Regions from separate parts of the Homo sapiens genome. Here region 2 is linked to region 1. A link is a loop called in an ENCODE intact Hi-C map of the cell type or tissue named here. Cell type or tissue: tibial artery. All regions are shown on one strand.

The links. Peaks named below come from ENCODE experiments on the same cell type or tissue, not always from the same donor. Only the 100,000 strongest peaks of a DNase experiment are listed, where the experiment ranks them.
Region 2: it touches region 1 in a loop (2.8-fold over the local background); 2 of 110 quality-filtered maps call a loop at or near these places.

Annotation. Positions count from the first base shown.
Region 1 is chr11:18,114,154-18,116,653 of GRCh38, reverse strand. It overlaps the pseudogene SAA3P. Among named protein-coding and RNA genes, the nearest start is that of SAAL1, 9.3 kb to the right of the region's middle. In tibial artery, a CTCF peak has its summit at 956 (motif pointing left); a DNase peak (open chromatin) is centred at 977; H3K27me3 peaks cover 796 bases.
Region 2 is chr11:18,708,025-18,710,524 of GRCh38, reverse strand. IGSF22 (immunoglobulin superfamily member 22) reads left to right here. Exons shown (of 23, transcript NM_173588.4): 17 at 70-198; 18 at 842-1,138; 19 at 2,230-2,318. The region is part of intron 2 of IGSF22-AS1 (IGSF22 antisense RNA 1); the gene reads right to left. Among named protein-coding and RNA genes, the nearest start is that of IGSF22-AS1, 2.8 kb to the right of the region's middle. In tibial artery, no CTCF peak of the experiment used is centred here; a DNase peak (open chromatin) is centred at 1,024.

The sequences.
Region 1 (2,500 bases):
CCTCTTCCCCCTCTTCTACTGTCTACTCCTGGGACCAAGTGAGCCACGCCAGCTCAGATACTACACTGACCACAGGGAATCCCACCTTTTCCAAGGAATGGAAGTTGTGTAGGGAATATTCAAATGTTGCTTAGCATTGCCTTAGATAAGAACCAAAGGGACAGGGAAATCCTCTGACAGCTATCTGCCTTATAACTTTCATTTTACTGTGCCTAAAATATGCTCAGAACCCAGAAAGAGGCATAATTCCTAATTTTGGCAGGCTCTAATCTAAAATAATGATTCTCAAACATGGTGTGACTTTTGTCTATTTGCTTTATCCTGGGTCACTGCTCCTCTTCTGTCAGATACTGGGATTCCAATGAGACAAATGGAAATGGAGACGTAGACCCTCTGACCTTCTATCTTTTATCTATACACATACACCTGTGTGTGTGTGTGTGTGTGTGTGTGTGCGTGTGTAAAACCGAGTGGGTTTTTTTCTTGGAATGAAAGAATGGACTAACATTACAAAAAATAAAAACTTGAAACAGAATGTGTATTATCCTTGGTTGTGTTTCCTTGGCCCTGCAGCAGGATGAAGCTCTCCACTGGCATCATTTTCTGCTCCCTGGTCCTGGGTGTCAGCAGCCAAGGATGGTTAACATTCCTCAAGGCAGCTGGCCAAGGTGAGGTCCACAGGATAGGGGGCAGGAGGCTGCTTCTGGCTGCCCCCAGGATGCAGCTGAGCAGAGGCCACATCCCCACTGGGCAAAGGTGCTAGTGATGCCACAGATGGATAGAGAAGGGGCATGGTTTTTCATAAGCGTGGTTCCTCATGCTTTTCTGGACAGCTTTGACACTCTTCTATGAGGATCCTCCAGCCGAGGTCGCATAAGGTGTGAGCTGCCTCTTTTCAGCAGGACCATGAGAGAGATGTGGAGTTGAGGGGTGCATGTTCCCATAATACCGGTGGGGCTCTACTGCCCCCTAGTGGGAAATCTGGGACAGTTCATGTCTATGTCTCCTGGGAAGCCAGGAAGCAGGTGGATCAAAAGTGTGAGGCGAGTCCATGGGGAAGCTGAACGGAGCCAACCGTCCCCATAAAAACAACCAAGCTTAGCTGAGATTTTAATACGTACTAGGCACTGTTTAAATGTACTAATGAATTGGTTTCCATCATTTAGTCCTATGATGCAAGCAGCATTATCCCTTAACAGAGAAGCTAACACACACACACACACACACACACTAACACACACACACACACACACACACACACAAACCCCAAGATACGTAAAGAAGTTCCAAAGCAGAGCAGGATTAACCCAGGCAGTCTTGCTCTGCAGAACTTGCTCTTAATCAAGGTACTCTGCTGCTTTCAAAACAAGAGTTTCGGATTTGTGAACACATAGCTCATCCTTTATCTAAGAAATGGCAAATAGGATGTGGTGCCTTTGGAAGGTAAGTCTAGCTCCACTTATCCCAGTAAAACCTACAGTGAATTACCTTGATGGTGGTTCTACTGGGGCTTATATATGGCCAGGAAACTGCTAGCAAGAGAAATATACCCCGAGGGCTGGGCACAGTGGCTCACACCTGTAATCCCAGCACTTTGGGAGGCTGAGGTGGGCAGATCACCTGAGGTCAAGAGTTCGAGACCAGCCTGGCCAACATGGCGAAATCCTGTCTCTACTAAAAATACAGAAATTAGCCGGGTGTGGTGGCATGCGCCTATAATCCCAGCCTCTCGGGAGGCTGAGGGAGAAGAATTGCTTGAACTCAGGAGGCAGAGGTTGCAGTGAGCTGTGATCACACCACTGCACTCCAGCCTAGGAGACAGAGCAAGACTCCATCTAGAGAGACAGAGAGAGAGAGAGAGGGAGAAATATACCCCACTAGCCATAATAAAGTGGCAAAATTTTGTTTTCAGAATGCAGTATTTTAAATTTCAGGTATTATTATTTTTCTGAGTCTCTGAAAAATGGTTTTAAGGATTTGCTTTTAATCCTATTTACATGTTCACACACTCAACTACAAATATCTTTCATTCCTTAGGTTAATATTTTTCAAAGGGTTGTTCTGGGACCACTTGCGTGAGAATCACCTGGATTCTGGGATGCTTTGTGAAATGAAATGAAGATTCCCGGGTCCATACCCTACCCCCTGCCCCCAGCAGCCACAGTCTCTTGGGACAGAGCCTAGAAATCTTGCCTTTGCTAAGCACCTCGGTAGATTTTTATGCACAGCAAAGGTTGAGAACCACTACCTCTTGTTTTGCTGCTGAAAGTGATAAAATGTGCCAGGAATTTTGGAAGTACTTATTAAGCCAATCTGAACATCAAGGAGCCATTTAAGTCAGTAACTCAGAGGAATAAGTAGAGTAAAAATGTCATAAACTCTCAATAAAAGCAATCAATTTAACACCAGGAGTAATAAATGCATAAAATGAAGATGAGTTATCTAATAGAGAAATTATATAAACCATGATTATAACTCTATATTTGAGTTCCCCCTTTTC
Region 2 (2,500 bases), 590 kb before region 1:
ATGTCTCTCACTCTTGTTCTCACCCCATGGATGCCTCTGGCCTCACGACCCCTCATCTTCCCATTTCAGGCACCAAGTGCACTGTGGATGGTCTCCTGGAGGACACAGAATATGAATTCCGAGTTATAGCTGTAAATAAGGCAGGCCCTGGACAGCCCAGTGTGCCATCCAGCTCAGTAGTGGCCAAGGATCCTGTTAGTGAGTATGCGGCTGCCAGGTCCTGACACATAATGGAATTAGCCCATTCAAAGTAGAGAAAGAATTTCTTCCCCGGGAAAGTATGACACGAGGTATCACAGTCTCTACACTCTGGAAACTGCCAGCCTCATAGAGGGACAAGATTCACACACAAGAGAAAGCCAGCAAATAAAGATTGAGAGTCAGGGACAGTGAGGAGGTGGGGTGCAAAAACGTTTTTTAAATTTCGTGTATTTCTAGTTAGGTGAGGTAGGAGAGGCATGCTGAGGGTTGAGTAAGGGTGTGAGGTAGATGGTTGGAGGGTGTTGCATTTAGGAAGCAAGGTGAAGGTACTGCCTGGAAGTGGATGTGGTGGAGATGGTTGGGTTAAAGGCTGGGGTTTTGAATACAGAAGCTTTGAATATGTGGGGTATGTTGAATTTAAGGGGTATTGAGTTTAAGGATGAAAGTGTTAAAACAGTAAGATAACTGAATTTGAATTTGGAGGTTGAGTGTATAAGGCTAGGTACTAAGGGTGTTAACTGAGGGATCTGGAGCTAGAAGTAGTGAAGGATGGGGTTCAGGAGTATTGAGTGTGGGAAGTGAGCAAGGCATTGAGTGGAGATGAGTTGGAGGGGCTGACTACATGTCTGTTCTACCCCAGAACCCCCAGGCCTGGTCCAGGACCTGCATGTATCTGATTCCTCCAACTCCAGCATTTCCCTGGCCTGGCGGGAGCCTGCAGAGGGAGACCCACCCTCTGGCTACATCCTTGAGATGAGGGCTGAAGACACAAAGGAGTGGTCCAAGTGCACAAAGATCCCCATCTCAGGCACCTGCTACACAGTGGGAGGACTCATCGAGAGGCAGAAATACTTCTTCCGAATCCGGGCTGTGAATGAGGCTGGGGTTGGGGAGCCTGTGGAGCTAGACAAGGGGGTCCGTGCCATGCCACCACCAGGTGAGGACACAGAGAGGGCTGGGGATTCATGCCCAACATTGTACCTCCAAACCTTCTCCTCTGGGGCCTCATCCCACAGGAAAATTGGATGATGCTAGGATCATGAAAAAGTCATCCATAGTTGTTGTGCCTGGACAAAGTTAGGGGTAACTTCAGGGGCACCCCTACTAAATCAATCATTGTGTGCCAAATAGCATCTACTGTGTGTCAAGGTGTAACCACCCAATGGGTTCTTCTTGCGCATTGTACACGCAAAACCAGTTCACTGAGACCACAGCATTGCAACAAAGAGTTTAATGGACACAAGGCCAGCCATGCTGTATGGGAGACAGAGTTATTACCCAAATCAATTCCCCGAAAATTCAAAGTCCAGGGAGCCTGCTTCTGACTGGGGCCTCAGGACTTGTGGGGTGGAGGGAGAGCAGGTCCAGGTGGAGCCATCAGTCGTCAGAAATGCAAAAACCTGAAAAGACATCTCAACCACCAATCTTAGGCTCTACAATAGTGATGTTATTTGCAGGAGCAGCTGGGGAGTTGCAAATCTTGTGATCTCTGGAATAATGGCTGGTAATCTTTTATGTCTACACCTTAGCAGAATTCAGGCTCCTCACATCCTCCTAACCTGGTGGCCTTTCATTAGCTTCGCAAAGGTGATTTAGTTTGGGGGAAGACTGTTATCATCTAAGCTATAAACTAAATGTCTCTCCCAACATTAGCTTGGTCTGAAACCAGGAATGATTAAGGGCAGTTTGGAGGGTAAAGGCAAGATGGGGGTTGGTTAGATCAGATCTCGTTCACTGTCATAATTTTCTCGCTGTTATAATTGTTGCAATGGCAATTTCAAAAGGAGGTGTTAGGGTTATAGAAACAAGACACAAGGACTTGCCTTCCAGGGTCTTGCGTACTAGTAGAAGGAGACAGATGAGAAAACAAATAAATGCTTCACAGGGTTGCAGGGCAGCTAGATGTCTGTATGGCCTGTAGTGGGGGCATAAAGGAGGAGAGGTTGGGAAGGCTTTGATGAGGAGGCTTAAAGCAGAGTCTTCTTGAAAGACAGATCCATGCCTCCACCTCTGTCTCCTCCATCTCAGCTGCACCCAAGTTTGACCTCAGTGCCCGGCTGAAGAGTCACATGGTGGTTCGCGCTGGGACAGCCCTCTGCATCCATGCAGCCTTCTCTGTGAGTTGTCCCTGACCCTGACCTCCATACACTGTCCACATAACCAAGATGGCTATTGTAGCCATCACAGTCTCTGACTCTGACTCTGACTCTGCCCCTCACCAGACCCCTAGTGCGACAGCCTGGCAGGAAACTCCTCGACAATGGAGGAAGGCCTGCCCCCAAATATCATCTGTGTGACC